Regions from separate parts of the Homo sapiens genome. Here region 2 is linked to region 1. The links are chromatin loops, found by intact Hi-C in ENCODE. Cell type or tissue: heart right ventricle. All regions are shown on one strand. Links, peaks and the distances in the headings refer to the core of each region. The heading gives the core; the rest is flanking DNA.

What was found. Hi-C counts contacts between places; a loop is a spot of excess contacts. Peaks named below come from ENCODE experiments on the same cell type or tissue, not always from the same donor. Only the 100,000 strongest peaks of a DNase experiment are listed, where the experiment ranks them.
Region 2: a loop joins it to region 1, with 4 times the contacts of the local background. A loop is called at or near these places in 2 of 110 quality-filtered maps.

Annotation. Positions count from the first base shown.
Region 1 is chr17:34,036,214-34,044,560 of GRCh38, reverse strand. The region is part of intron 4 of LOC107987247 (a long non-coding RNA gene); the gene reads left to right. It also overlaps a transcript of ASIC2 not described here and the pseudogene TLK2P1. Among named protein-coding and RNA genes, the nearest start is that of LINC01989, 140 kb to the left of the region's middle. RefSeq lists an enhancer at 256-1,455 and a silencer at 5,495-5,695. In heart right ventricle, for the core only: no CTCF peak of the experiment used is centred there; a DNase peak (open chromatin) is centred at 4,198; H3K27me3 peaks cover 2,536 bases.
Region 2 is chr17:34,100,888-34,109,234 of GRCh38, reverse strand. LOC107985036 (a long non-coding RNA gene) reads left to right here. Exons shown (of 7, transcript XR_007065718.1): 2 at 7,710-7,801. It also overlaps a transcript of ASIC2 not described here. Among named protein-coding and RNA genes, the nearest start is that of LINC01989, 79 kb to the left of the region's middle. In heart right ventricle, for the core only: no CTCF peak of the experiment used is centred there; no DNase peak of the experiment used is centred there; H3K27me3 peaks cover 1,281 bases.

The DNA of each region.
Region 1 (8,347 bases), core at 29-8,028:
GTCAAGCTGCAGAAATTGAGATTAAAGTTCACCCTTGTCATGGACCATTTTAGGAACGCCTGGCCGCTTTCAAAATGGGCTTCTTCCCCCACCTCTCCGTTCTCTGCTTCTGAACCACAGCCGCATCCTATTTGCAGCCCTCGAGATTAAGGATGAAAATTTGACTTTTTAATTTTATTATTCTTGTTCTTCCTTCCTACTTCATTAGAATCATGTTATTGGCCTAAAATACTGTATGTAAAGGATGCTCTGGGGCCCATCTGGAAGCCTGCATTCTCTGGGGATATAATTACGCTAAGCAATTTTTCACCAGGGACAGCATGACTTAGCTTCTACCTGGGCATCCTCTGGCAACACAGCCCTCAGTTCTTCCAAAGGGATTGGCTGCTGTCCCTTCAGGCCTTCTTCTTGGTGTGTGTGTGTGTGTGTGCGTGCGTGTGTGTGTGTGTGTGTGTGTGTGATTCAAGGGTATGGCCCACTTTTATTTTGTATGAGCTGTTTTATCCATAAAAACAAAGATAATTTGTTGCATCTTTGTGTGTCCTCAACAGGGAGGGTATGCATGCCTTTGGAATAGTAAAGGTCACCAATTTTGTATTGTGTGCCTCTCCATCAGGGAATTAGAACTTGACCCATTTTTGCTTTCATGACTGGGCCAGGGAGGGAGACTGCAGCTGAAGGCAGGGAATTGCACTCTTGGTTCCAGCCCTGTCCAAGGTCACAGAGCTCAAAGGCCACCAGCCAGGATTCAAAACACACCCAGTCCATTGCCCCCATCTGCAGGAGGCCTCAGCTCCTAGGGGCTTTGGTTTTCCCCTCTATGAAAAGAAACTAATAACCCTCACCCTGCTCATCTACAGAACACTTGTGAGAAATCATTAAATTAGTGAAGGTAAAAGTGTTTTAAATTCACTCAAGTAAACATTTGCTGAATGTCTACTTTCTGCATGGATTAACAGAGTTCTTATCCTTGCAGAATTGTGACCATGCAAACTATAAATTCTAAAGCACTAAACAAATGGAAGGTTTTAAAATTTATATATTTGAAATCATTTTGCATTGTAGGAATAGAAAAATGTCTGTCAAACCAAAAGTGCCTAGGCATCTACTCCTGGCTACACAGCCTTAGACCTCTTTTGCTCTTCCTCCTAATAATGTTACTGCTTCCCATCCCCCCTCCATTTAAGGCATTTGTTTAGCCACAATCAATGCTGCCTTTTATCACATACCATGTAATAACCTTTAAAAAATAAACCTATTTACTAAAGCACAGCATACATATAGAAAAATAGAAAATTCACAAGTTTACAGTTTAGTGCATTATGATAAGAGGATACCACCATAAATGAATCACCAGAACCAGGGAATACCGCATCACCAGCATCCCTGGAGCTCCCATCCTACCCTGCCACCATGCCCTTCCTTCTTCCCTAAAAGTCAATGCTCTCTTAATTTCTAACACCATGGGTTTATTTCATGTATATTTTCATCCTTCTGCATGTAAAATCATGCACTATGTATTCTTTTGTGTCTAACTTATTTTGCTCAGCTTTATGTTTGTGACAATCATCCATGTTGCTGTATGTAACTGCAGTTTGTTTATTGTCATTGCTATATAGTATTCTGCAAATATATAAATCAACATTTATTTATTTTACTGTTGAAGAACATTTATACTGTTTCTAGTTCGAGGCTATTATGAATAAAGCTGTTGTAAACATTCCAATGCATGTCCTTAAAATAGCTTTATTGTATTATAATTGGCATAAATTGCTAATAAACTAAATCTCAACTAAATTATAAGTTCCTAAAAAGCAATAAAAAGTACTAAAACTCTTTCTCCGCAACAGCTCAAACCAAGTGCTATCCCAAATTATACAATTTGATAAGTTCGGATATATATGGATGAAACCATCACAGCAATCAAGATAGAGAACAAATTCATAGTCCCCATCAATGTTTTCTTCTGTCCTTTTGTCATTCCTCCCTCCTGTCCTTCCCACACCTTACCACTGTCTCCAGCCTTCCACTGATTGGATTTCCCTTACTAGATACTAATTTGCATTTTCTAGAATATTATGTGGATGGAATCATACAACGTGTGCTGTTTTTAGACTGGATTCTTTTACTCGGGATAATTACTTTTGAAATTTATTCCTGTTTATGTATGTAATTATTTGTTCTTTTTTATTGTTGAGTAGTATTCTATTGTTTATCATTCACATGTTGATGGATGTTTGGGTTGTTACCAGTTGTGGGTTATTACACATAAAGCTGTTTTAAATATTCATATATAAGTTTTGGGGGGACATATGCTTCCATTTTTATTAGGTAAATATGTGAGGTGAAAGGGCTGTGTCATATAATAAGTGGTTGTTTACATTTTTAAGAAACTGCTAAATTGGATTCCAAAGTGGTTGTACCATTTTATATTCCCACCAGCAGCATATGAGGATTATAGTGCTCTACATACTTATCAAAAGCTTGTCCTCTGGATTTAAAACATTCTAGTAAGTGTGCAGTGGAATCTTCGTGTGAGTTTGTCCTACAATTCTCTAATGAGAATGATGTTGAGCAAATTTTCCTGTCTTTTGATGAACATATGGACATATTTCTGTTGGGGATATGCCTAGCAGAATAATTCCTTGGTCATAAGGGACATGATCAGGTTTGTGTTACTAAAGGGTACTCCACAGGATGGATCAGAGGGAGGAATATTAAAGGTGAAAGACTACTTAGGAGATTGCAGTATGTGTTTTCTTCTGCTAGTCCCTGTCTCCTGAATCCCAACTAAATTCTAAGCTTCTAGAAAGCGATAACAAGCATTAAAAGTCTTTGTTTCTTTGCCAGCACCTCACACCAAGTGTTAGCCCCACTGAGAGGGGGGAAGAACTAACTTGGTTTGAGGGTTAGTGTGTGCTATGTATTTCTACATTTGTTATAGTATTTACTTCTCTGACACCATATGAGGAGTTAATATCCACAAGTGACAGCTAGGGAAGTGAGCCTCAGGGAAATATGCAATTTCCCAAGGTCTCGGAGCTTATAATAAGGGGAGGTGGAGTTTATAACAAGTTTGATGTCAAAGTTATCATTCTTTCTATTTCACGACCTTGTCTCCCTTTGATCATATTGCCTCTTAGATGCTCAAAGAAGAAAAATCTGAGTGATTGAATAGAAGTGCATTTGAGGACTCTGTGGAGAGGCTCTTGTCATGATTCAAGACTGTTGGCTTAATGTTCAGAGGCTCTCCTGGGCTCTCCAACCAGTCTCTTCTTCTGCCTCCGACCCAGGATAGTTGGGAAAGAATTTCCAGTAGTCACATCGGTAATGTGGAACCCTACTGTCTTTTGCCCAAGTTCAACTCTTGTGTTGTGAGAGCCTTCTCTTTCTCAGCAGAGAACCATATGCTCCTTTACTCATTTTTGCATCCCCCTCCAGAGCATAGCACTGTGCTTTGCATATGGTAGACCCATTTGGTATTTCTCCTTGTTGAGATATATGCTTTCCCACTTCCCCATTAAGCTGAGCTGCCTCTTGAAAAGAGCAACATTTGGATCTCCATCTTTTCTTGGAGTGGTTGTGTGTCCCTGTGCAAATTACTTAATCTCCCTGATACTCTGTTCCATCATTTGTAAAATGATCAAAACGGTAATAGCTTCCTCCTAGGATAGTTGTGGCAATTGCATGATGACTAGTTAATGATGTTAACTCTTATTATATTTTGTTACTGTAGTTATATTTGGTGTTTTTCCCTCAAACTTAACTATTGCTTCAGTAATAATAGGAACTGGCTAATTCTGGAAATGTGAGAGGTGAGGCTGGGGAAGGGGAGAGGTGAGGACACTGGAAACTACCCTTGAAGCAGTTCCAGGCCCATGGCTGTCACCTGCAGCACCATGCAATGAAGAGGACTCAGGCTGTGAAGCCCAACAATGATGACTCTCTCACCTGGCAGCACTGTTAGCTTGTGCAAGTCACCCTACCCTGTCTAACCCTTACTTTCTGCCTCTGTAATAGGTAGATGGTTCCCATATAAAATTGGCAGGATGATTAAGTGAATAAACAAATTCAGGGGGCAGCGGGGACCCCCCCCACCTTCCTCGTCCCCTCCCCCTCCTCCCCCACTGTCGGCGCTTCCCCCACCCCCCAGGACCCCCCCTGCCTCCCAGCCGTGCAAATCTCGCGAGGAAACACGCGGTTTCACTAGTGTGTTTACACCGATCACTACTAATCCGGACCGAACCGATCCGGATTAAGGGGCCGGAGGCAGGTCCTGGGCACCAGCGGTTCCGACACCCCCGCCCTCCGCGCCGCACCCGAGTGGCCCCCAGCCGAGCGGGCCCCCACCTCCTGACCTGGCCTGGGCCCTCCTGCGCCTCCCTTGGCCTTTGTCCGGCGCCAGGAGGCCGGTCCCGTGGCCGCCCGGGCCCGGGGCCGCGTCGGGCGCCTGGCTCTGTACGCGAGCCCGGGGATCTGCGGCCTTCGTGCCCCCCCTCCCCCGCCCGCCCTCTCGTGGAGCCCGGCGCCGGCGGTGGCTGCCCGGGCGGGGGGTTGCGGCGCTCAGGAGAGGCCCCGGCTCCGCCCCGGGCCTGCCCAGGGGGAGAGCGGAGCGGTCCGCAGCCGGGTCGGGTCGGGGTCCCTCCAGGGAGGAGCGTGGAGCGGCAGCGGCGGCGGCGGCAGTAGAAATGATGGAAGAATTGCATAGCCTGGACCCACGACGGCAGAAATTATTGGAGGCCAGGTTTACTGGAGTAGGTGTTAGTAAGGGACCACTTAATAGTGAGTCTTCCAACCAGAGCTTGTGCAGCGTCGGATCCTTGAGTGATAAAGAAGTAGAGACTCCCAAGAAAAAGCAGAATGACCAGCGAAATCGGAAAAGAAAAGCTGAACCATATGAAAGTAGCCAAGGGAAAGGCACTCCTAGGGGACATAAAATTAGTGATTACTTTGAGTTTGCTGGGGGAAGCGGGCCGGGAACCAGCCCTGGCAGAAGTGTTCCACCAGTTGCACGATCCTCACTGCAACATTCCTTATCCAATCCCTTACCGCGACGAGTAGAACAGCCCCTCTATGGTTTAGATGGCAGTGCTGCAAAGGAGGCAACGGAGGAGCAGTCTGCTCTGCCAACCCTCATGTCAGTGATGCTAGCAAAACCTCGGCTTGACACAGAGCAGCTGGCGCAAAGGGGAGCTGGCCTCTGCTTCACTTTTGTTTCAGCTCAGCAAAACAGTCCCTCATCTACGGGATCTGGCAACACAGAGCATTCCTGCAGCTCCCAAAAACAGATCTCCATCCAGCACAGACAGACCCAGTCCGACCTCACAATAGAAAAAATATCTGCACTAGAAAACAGTAAGAATTCTGACTTAGAGAAGAAGGAGGGAAGAATAGATGATTTATTAAGAGCCATCTGTGATTTGAGACGGCAGATTGATGAACAGCAAAAGATGCTAGAGAAATACAAGGAACGATTAAATAGATGTGTGACAATGAGCAAGAAACTCCTTATAGAAAAGTCAAAACAAGAGAAGATGGCGTGTAGAGATAAGAGCATGCAAGACCGCTTGAGACTGGGCTACTTTACTACGTCCGACACGGAGCCAAATTTACTGAGCAGTGGACAGATGGTTATGCTTTTCAGAATCTTATCAAGCAACAGGAAAGGATAAATTCACAGAGGGAAGAGATAGAAAGACAACGGAAAATGTTAGCAAAGCGGAAACCTCCTGCCATGGGTCAGGCCCCTCCTGCAACCAATGAGCAGAAACAGTGGAAAAGCAAGACCAATGGAGCTGAAAATGAAACGTTAACGTTAAAAGAATACCATGAACAAGAAGAAATCTTCAAACTCAGATTAGGTCATCTTAAAAAGGAGGAAGCAGAGATCCAGGCAGAGCTGGAGAGGCTAGAAAGGGTTAGAAAACTACATATCAGGGAAGTAAAAAGGATACATAATGAAGATAATTCACAATTTAAATATCATCCAACGCTAAATGACAGATATTTGTTGTTACATCTTTTGGGTAGAGGAGGTTTCAGTGAAGTTTACAAGGCATTTGATCTAACAGAGCAAAGATACGTAGCTGTGAAAATTCACCAGTTAAATAAAAACTGGAGAGATGAGAAAAAGGAGAATTACCACAAGCATGCATGTAGGGAATACCGGATTCATAAAGAGCTGGACCATCCCAGAATAGTTAAGCTGTATGATTACTTTTCACTGGATACTGACTCGTTTTGTACAGTATTAGAATACTGTGAGGGAAATGATCTGGACTTCTACCTGAAACAGCACAAATTAATGTCAGAGAAAGAGGCCCGGTCCATTATCATGCAGATTGTGAATGCTTTAAAGTACTTAAATGAAATAAAACCTCCCATCATACACTATGACCTCAAACCAGGTAATATTCTTTTAGAAAATGGTACAGGGTGTGGAGAGATAAAAATTACAGATTTTGGTCTTTCGAAGATCATGGATGATGATAGCTACAATTCAGTGGATGGCATGGAGCTAACATCACAAGGTGCTGGTACTTATTGGTATTTACCACCAGAGTGTTTTGTGGTTGGGAAAGAACCACCAAAGATCTCAAATAAAGTTGATGTGTGGTCGGTGGGTGTGATCTTCTATCAGTGTCTTTATGGAAGGAAGCCTTTTGGCCATAACCAGTCTCAGCAAGACATCCTACAAGAGAATACGATTCTTAAAGCTACTGAAGTGCAGTTCCCGCCAAAGCCGGTAGTAACACCTGAAGCAAAGGCGTTGATTCGACGATGCTTGGCCTACCGAAAGGAGGACCGCATTGATGTCCAGCAGCTGGCCTGTGATCCCTACTTGTTGCCTCACATCCAAAAGTCAGTCTCTACGAGTAGCCCTGCTGGAGCTGCTATTGCATCAACCTCTGGGGCGTCCAATAACAGTTCTTCTAATTGAGACTGACTCCAAGGCCACAAACTGTTCAACACACACAAAGTGGACAAATGGCGTTCAGCAGCGGGTTTGGAACATAGCGAATCCGAATGGATCTGATGAAACCTGTACCAGGTGCTTCTATTTTCTTGCTTTTTTCCCATCCATAGAGCATGACAGCATCGATTCTCATTGAGGAGAAACCTTGGGCAGCTCCGGCCAGGCCTTGTAGGAAAAGGCCCCGCCCGAGGTTCCAGCGTCAACGGCCACTGTGTGTGGCTGCTCTGAGTGAGGAAAAAATTAAAAGGAAAAACTGGTTCCATGTACTGTGAACTTGAAAACATGCAGACTCAGGGGGGTCCCTGATTCAGATGAAGAATGTGGACTTGAAAATACAGACTGGGCTAGTCCAGTGTCTGTATTTAAACTTGTTCTTTTCTTTTAATAAAGTTTAGGTAACATCTCCTGAAAAGCTTGTAGCACAAAGGCTCAGCTGGGGATGGTGTTTGACTTCGGAGGAAAAAAGTTGCTATTGCCCGTTAAAGGCACTAGAGTTAGTGTTTTTTCCCTAAATAATTTCAATTTTTAAAAACATGCAGCTTCCCTCTCCTCTTTTTTATTTTTGAAAGAATACATTTGGTCATAAAGTGAAACCCGTATTAGCAAGTACGTGGCAATGTTCATTCCAATCAGATGCAGCTTTCTCCTTCGTCTGGTCTCCTGTTTGCAATTGCTTCCCTCATCTCAGTAGGGAAAAAATTGAGTGGGAATACTGAGATGTGTGGGTTTTTGCCATTGGACAAAGAATGAGGTTAGAAGACTGCAGCTTGGAGTCCCTCTAGGTTTTCAACTATTTCTTCACAATTTGAACACTTGACGGTTGTCCCTTTTAATTTATTTGAAGTGCTATTTTTTTAAATAAAGGTTCATCTGTCCATGCAAAAAAAAAAAAAAAAAAAAAAAACAAATTCAAAGTATCAATATAGTATACAGTCCACAAGTAGCCCTTGATAAAATGCTAGTAGGACCATTTCTTTTCATTAATCTCTGTGATGGAATAAAATTTGCATGGATGGTGCTTTTTTTATATTTTTATTTTTTATTTTATTTTATTTTATTATTATTATACTTTAAGTTTTAGGGTACGTGTGCACAACGTGCAGGTTTGTTACATATGTATACATGTGCCATGTTGGTGTGCTGCACCCATTAACTCGTCATTTAACATTAGGTATATCTCCTAATGCTATCCCTCCCCCCTCCCCCCACCCCACAACAGTCCCCAGAGTGTGATGTTCTCCTTCCTGTGTCCATGTGTTCTCATTGTTCAATTCCCATCTATGAGTGAGAACATGCGATGTTTGGTTTTTTGTCCTTGCGATAGCTTGCTGAGAATGATGGTTTCCAGTTTCATTGATGTCCCTACAAAGG
Region 2 (8,347 bases), core at 334-8,333, 64 kb before region 1:
AAAAAACAAAGAGTTAAACAGAAAACAAAATAATAAGTTACAGAAGTTGCCAGAAAAGATAAGAAAAGACGCAACTAACTACATGTTGCTCACAAGAAATCCACTTTAATAGGTTAACACATAGGTTGAAAATAGACAAAATACCCTAAAACTTAAAGTATAATAATAATAAAATAAAATAAAAATAAAATAAAATAAAATAAATCAACAAATAAAAAAAGAAAATAGACAAAATATGTTGAAAGTAAAAAGATAAGATATTCCATGCAAACACCACTAACCATAACCAAGATATAGGGGGTAAAATAACATTAGACAAAATAAATTTCAAGATAAAGAGTATTATGGATAAGAAAAATAGCATATTTTAACATATAAGGGTCAATAAGTGAGGAAGACATAACAATTATAAATGGATATGCACTTAACAGAGTTTCAAAATATAACGAAGAAAAAAATAACAGAACTAAAATCAAAATAGACATATCTGCTATTAGAGTTGATTTTAACACTCTTCTTAGTCATTGATAAAACAGTTACACAAAGAATCAACAATGATATGAAATATATGAATGACACAGTAAACTGCTTGGACCTAATTGGCACTTATAGAACACTAAACCCAATAACTGCAAAATGTTTTCAAATGTACGAGGAGTGTTCACCACGATACACCATATAACGTAAATATCATAAACAAGTCATAGTAAACTTCAAAAGTTTGAAATCTTATAGGGTAATAGGGTAAGTTATATGACAGTGGCATAATTACATTTGAAACCAATAAAAGTAAATATTTTGAAATTAAACTATACATTTATAAACTATAGTTCAAATAAGAAATCACAAGGAAAAATTATAAAATATTTCAATCTAAATGATAAAGACAATTTATCATATCACAATTTGTGAGAGCCACATCTAGGAGCACCTACAACTATATAAAAAAATGCATGAACAGGATATTTATTGTGGCAATATTTGAGATTTCAAAAAATTGGAACTTCCAGAAAGTTTCAGCAGAGCAGTTTTGTTGAATAAACTATGGCACAGTCACTCAATGGAGTATTATGTAGTTGTTGAAAATAAGTAAGGAAGATCCTTGTGAACTGATACAAAATGATTTCAAAGAGATGTTTATAAGTAAAAAAAAGCGAGATACAAATGAGCATGTGTAAGAAAAAGGGTAAGTAAGGAAATAGCCACATATCTGCTTATCATTACATAAAGAACATAAGAAGGATAAACTGGAAAATAGTGAAATTGGATACCTACAAAGTGTGAGGCGAGGTGGGATGGAAAAGTATGAGAAAGAGTGACACTTTTCTAATTACGTATTTTCAAATATTTGACTTTCGGATGCATGCTAATAATAAAATGTCAGTATAACCCCCAAATTAAATTAAAGCCGAAAAATGTAAAGGAGAGAACCCTAAAACTGAAAGCAAACTGACAAATGAACCTAATTATATTTCAAATTAATACCATAACTAGCTGGAAGGGAATAAAGAACAAACTATTTTGAGTACCTTATGAACACAACTTGTGACTACCTTTAGTTTTGGTCAGATTGGACTTGTGGTGGGGGAGAATTGAAAATAATTGATAAACTCCTTTTAGTAGGTTTGCCTATCATAGTGTTTGAGTGAAGCAATTCTGAATGTACTTTAAGATACTGTAGAACTGAACAAAAGAGTAAATGGTTTTGTTTTGCTTTGTTCTGTTTGAGACAGGATCTTACTCTGTCACTCATGCTGGGGTACAGTGGCGTGATCACAGCTTATTGCAGCCTCCACCTCCCAGGCTTAGGTGATCTTCTTCCCTCAGCAACCCAAGTAGCTGGGACTATAGGCGATCACCACCACCCCTAGCTAATTTTTTATTTTTTTATTTTTAGTTGAGATGGGGTTTTGCCATGTTTTCCAGGCTGGTCTGAAACTCCAGGACTCAAGTGATCTGCCTGCCTTGGCCTCCCAAAGTGCTGGGATTACAGCTGTGAGCCACTGTGCCAAGCCAAAAGAGTAGATGTGTAAATGATACCGAGGGTCAAAGTTCTCATTGTGAAAGAAGGTATACAAACATACTATGGGACAGGAGAAGTCACAAAATAATCCTGAGGATGGATTGGAACTGGAGATATCTCTAAATATGTACATATATGTGTGTATATATGTTTAAGTGAACATATATGTATGCACCTGCATGTATGCATATCTAGGTTTGCGCATATGTATATTTATGTAAATATGCATGTACATATATATGTCCATGCATGTATTTCTTAGCTCTGTTTGCTAAAGAGCCAAGAAGCAAATATACTCCTGGAATAATAAGTATAAATAGCACCCATAATTTTGTCTCTACTACCATTTCTCAATTAAAGAAACTAGGACTTTTCATATTCCAGGGCTGGAACTGGGGTAAAAGATGAACCTGGAATATCTCACTATGTAGGAAAATAAGAAAGTGCTTTAAAACATGGTGGGAGGATGTCACAGGGACACAGGAACTAGCTTTAAGGAGTTCTCACTGACCAAATTTCTAAAAATTTGAACGCCAAAATGATTAAGGATAGTAATGAATGATAAATCATGGAAAAATAGAAATGCATGAATCAATATCCATATTAGATTCATTAGGTAGGTAGACACATTTATTGAGTATATAGATTAGATAGATGGATAGATAGATATGATTGATAAATAGGTGCATACATACATACATGCAGACATACAGGAGAGGGGAGGTTTCTTCCTGGCATTAGAATGCTGAGGGCCAACTAATCAATATGGAAGGAGTGCTGGAGCTTGGAAATCATCATTTTGTGATCATCGTAGTAAAAATGGGTAAAAATAATCAATGGATACTGAATCTAGGGAGGGGTATTTTGATGAGAGAAAGATACTTCATATACTGACTGTCAGTTAAAAGAGAAATATCAATAACTATATTTTCAAAAAATTGGCAACACCTTGAACAAATGATCAAATTAACATCACCAATGAGGGAAGATGGACATTGTGTATCTCCAATTGTGATATCCTAAGATAGTGTGTGACCTGAACCTAATCACAAGGAAACATTAGACAACCCAAAATGAATAACTTTCTATTAAATGGTAGTAGGGCTGTATTTTTCAAAAATGTTATTGTCATAAAAGATAAGGAAAGACTGTGGAAACATTCGAGACTATTTAAGGCTAAAGAAACTTGACAACTAGATAGGATCCTGTGCTACAGGAGAAAAAGACATTATAAGAGGCATTTTTAGGTTAAATGACAAAATTACAATATGGATGGTATACTAGATTGAAGTATAACATAAATGTAAATGTATGAATTTAATAATTGCAGTGGTTATGTAAGAAAGTACTCCTACTCTTGGGAAACACATTGAATTATTTAGTGATAAATGTCTACAATATATATAAATCACCTTCAGATGTTTCAGAAAATACACCCACACATATACATAGTAAGAACGAGCAAGAGAGAACTTGAAATGTCAAGAAATATTAACAGAGGTGAATCTGTACAAAGAATATTTTAGTGTCCTTTTTATTTTTTTAATAACTGTCATTATTTTTTGTAATTATTAACTAGTATCCAAACAAGCAAGGGATGAAGCTAATTCAGTGCTTAGAGGAAACAAATGTTAAGTTTGAATGTTTATATTAGGAAGAAAGGTATAAATTAATGATCTAAGTTTCTGCCAATAAAGACCAAAAATAAAAACAAGCAAAAAAAAAAAAAAAGGTAGATGAAAGGAAATAATAAAGATAACAGCAGAAATTTTTAAAAATTAAAAATAGAAAACCAAGAAATCCAGAAATTGCTTTTGGAAAGATTAATACATTTGATAAACTTCTAGCTAGACCAAAAAACAAAAACAGGAAAAACACAAGTTATCTATAGTATAATAACATGAATTAAGAAATGAATATCATTATAAATCCTACAGATGTTAAAAGGATAAAAAGAAAATACTATTTAAAAAATCATGCAAGAAAATGCTACAATTCAGATGAAATGAGCAAACGCCTTGAGTCAACTGACCAACTGCCCATGAAACTAAAACTAACACAAGATGATATAGAAATTCTGAATAACTATACCCATGAAAAAAATTGAATTTTTAAATCAAAACATTTCAACAAATAAACTCTTGGTTCCAGTGCCTTCACAGGTGAATTCTAGCAAACATTCAGGGAGGAAGTAGTACCATCTTTTACAACCTCTTCCAGAAAATAGAGGAGGAAAATACATGTTTTAACATCTTAACCCATTTTATGAATTGATTTTTGATATCAAACCATGACAAAGACATTAAAAGGGAAGAAAATATTCTTCATTAACATAGATGCAAGAATCTGTAGCAAAATATTTTTCAGAAATATATAAAAAGAATATTATAACCAATTAAATTTTATCTCAGGAATACAAGTTTGGTTCAACATTTAAAAATTAATCAATGTAATCTGGTTAATTAATATATTAAAGTTAAAAACATATATGATCATCTTAATAGATGGAGAAAAGGCATTTAACAATATCCAGCACTCATTAATGACAGTAATTCTCAGCAAATTGGAATAGCCATCCTCTAACAAACTAGAATCCCAATTCTGATAGAGAGCATGTGCAAGAGTCTATTGTTAATTCTTGATGGGGAAGCCCTGAATGCTTTTCCCCTAAGATCAGAAAAAAAAGGCCAGAATGCTGAATCTTCTATTCAATATTGTATGAAGGCTCTAGCTTGTTCAATAATGCGAGGAAAACTAAAAGCATAAAGACTCAAAAGGAAGAATTTGTTTCTATAAACAAAAGTTTTATTTAATTAATTCAAACTCACAGATAGTATTCAATTTTATAAGAAAAGCCTGAGGAATGAACAAAGAAAACTCCTAGAACGATTTACATAAACTTAACAATATCTCAGACTATAAGATACATACGGAAAATCAGTTGTATTTCTATATATTGGCAGAAAGCAATAGAAAATAAAATTAAAATTTTATTCACAATTTTATAAAAATGTAAAATGCTTGATAAATTTAACAAAAGATATGTAAATCCTCTATATTGAAAACTACAAAATATTGCTGAGAAAAGTTAAAGAGGACATAAATAAATGAAGAGATATACTATATTTGTGGGTTGGAAAATTCAATATTGTTAGGATGTCAAACCTTCCCACAGCGATCCATAGCTCGACATGATTCAAATCAAAACTCCATAAGGCTTTTTAAAAATAGAAATAGATAAAACAATTCTAGAATTTATATGGAAATGCATATGACCTAGAATAGCCTAAACAATCTTGAAAAAGAAAGCTGAAGAACTCAAACTACTTGACTTCAAGACATATGAATATAAAGCTACAGTAATTAAGACAGTTAGATATTGGCATAAAGATAGACACATCAATCACTGCAGCAGACCAGAGAATACATAAATAGATACACATGTTTATGGTGAATTAATTTTTGACAAAAACAGCAAGTCACTCAAAGGAAAAAGGAAAGTATTTTCAACAAATTGTGCTGAAACAACAGGATATCTGTGCAAAAAAAAAGTGAGCCCAATCTCTGACCTCACACCACACACACCACATTTAATTAGAGATGACTGTTCTAAATATAGAAGCTAAAATTATAAGGCTTATTGAAAAAAACAGGGAAATATGTTTACAGGATAACGAAAAATGTTAAGACAAAACTCTGAAAACTCTGAAATAAAATAAAAAATAAATGATAAATTAGACTTCATAAAAATTGAAACAAGCCAGGCATGGTGGCTCATGCCTGTAATTCCAGCACTTTGGGAGGCTGAAGCAAGAGGATTGTTTGAGCACAGGAATTTGAGACCAGCCTGGGCAACATAATGAGACCCCATCTCTGCAAATATAAAAATAAATAAAAAATTGGCCAGGCATTGTGGCACATGCCTGTGGTCCCAGCTACTTGGGAGGCTGAGGTGGGAGCGTGGCTCAAGCCTGGGAGATTGAGGCTACGTTGAGGCATGATAGTGCCACGGCATTTCAACCTGGGTGACTAAATGAGACTGTCCCCCCTCCCACTCCCCTGCAAAAAATCAAAAGAAACAAAAACTCTGATCAACAAAATATATCATTGTTATAGAAAATAAATAGACTTAAGAAAATATTTTCAAAGCATATTTCTGACAGAAGACTGCTATTCAGAATGTGTAAAGAACTCTTTCAACTCAACAATAAAATGACAATTTAATAAAAGTAAGCAAAAGTCTTGAACAATGAAATATCAGCTCACAACAATGGTTGGGGAGTATGTAGAGCAAATGAAATGCCTGTCCATTACTGGAGAAAATGTAAAATAGCACAACCACTTTGGTAATTTCTTAAACCGTTAAGAGGAACACTCCTTAATCCAAGAGAAATGCAAACAAATACCTACAAAAAGTACCGTATGAAAATGTTTATAGCAACTTTATTCACAATTACCAAGAACTGGAAACAGCCCCAATACTCATGAATGGGAAAATGAATACAAAATTGTGCTATATTCCTGCAGTGTGATACTACTTAGCAGTAGAAAGTAAGCATCTATTGATACATGGAATAACATGGGTAAATCTCAGAGACAGTGCTGAACCCCCTCTCCCAAAAGGAACACAAAAGGCTATATGCCATATGATTCTATTTATATGAGGTTATAGAATGGGAAAATGTAATCTGAGGTGAGAAGGCCAAAATGATGGTTTTCTGGGGTGTGAGGTGGCAGGAGGGGAAGAGGAGTTTCAGCAAAGGAGGAAATTTTCTGTAGATATGAGTGTTCTGTATCTTGATATGGCTAGAGATACATGATGCATCCACTTTTTATTTTTATCTTTATATTTTATTTTATTTTTATTTATTTATTTATTTTTTAGACGGAGTCTCACTCTGTCACCTAGGCTGGAGTGCAGTGGGGCGATCTCAGCTCACTGCAACCTCTGCCTCCTGGGATCAGGCGATTCTAGTGCCTCAGCCTCCCGAGTAGCTGGGGTTGCAGGCACCCACCACCACACCCGGTTAATTTTTGTATATTTAGTAGAGACAGGGTTTCACCATGTTGGCCAGGCTAGTCTCAAAGTTGGCCAGGCTAGTCTCGAACTCCTGACCTCAGTGATCCACCTGCCTCAGCCTCCCATATTGTTGGGATTACAGGCATGAACCACCACACCTGGCTGTATCTACTTTTTTTTTAAGCATACAGTTATTGTTTATGCATTTAGGTGTTTATAAAATGTAAAAGTAGAACTGTAAGCTATAATTATTGATTGATGGGAGGTAGGGTATGGTGATGGCATAGGTAAATCAAGAATGGCTGAATGTCGACAATTGTTGGAGCCAGGTGATACATAGGAGTTGATTAGACTATTCTGTTTACTTGCAGACGTTTGAATTTTTCCGTAATAAAATGCATTCCTTAGAAAAAGCAAGCGACAGGATATATACAATGTGGTATCATCTATATAAAGTTTGAAAACACGTACGGAGACTTACATATTGTTTATAGGCATACACTTGTATAATAAATGTTAACAAAAATAATCATGGAAATCATAAACACCGGATTTGAGATTGGTGGTTCCTACTGGATGGTGCAAAAGGAGAGATTCACAGGCCTTTAAAATCTTTTAAATAAAATATATTATTAAATCATTAAATTATCCTCTGTACATTCTTAGGCTGGCATATTTCATTAAAAGCGTGGGAACCCTCAGTGACCCTGGGTACTCACTTGACGTTGAGAGTTGAGCCGTGTGTTTGTTACCTTCAGGTAAGCACTTGACGAAGTGGTAAGCAGAAAAAGTACTGTGTGAACTGGAAAGCGTAACCAAATACAGACTTTTGGGGAAAAACAGAGGGGCTTCCAGATCTCTAAAGGTCTGAGTACTGTTTTGGCAACACTACATTACTAGTGGGTGGGCCCCTTGAAGGAGGGACTGAGCCTTGTATATGTATGTGTCTCTGGTACTTAAAACAATACCGGATACATTTGGGATGCTCAACAGCCATTTACAGAGTCGAGGAATAGATCTCCATGCCCATGCTTATAAACAGCTGGGCGGGGGAACATTTAGGAAATGCTAGGATGGTTTTAATAAGTAGTAACAAGAGCTGATGTGAATTATATTTCAGGCATTTTATAAGGACTTTTGTCAGAATTAACTCATTTTATCCTAACAGAAACTCTATGAAGTAGGTTCTATTATTATCAACCCCCTTTTACAGCTGATAAAACTGAGGGACAAAGAAGTTAAATTATTTATTCAACATCACACAATGAGTGCTAGAAGGCAAGGGATTTGTCCCCATAGCCCTT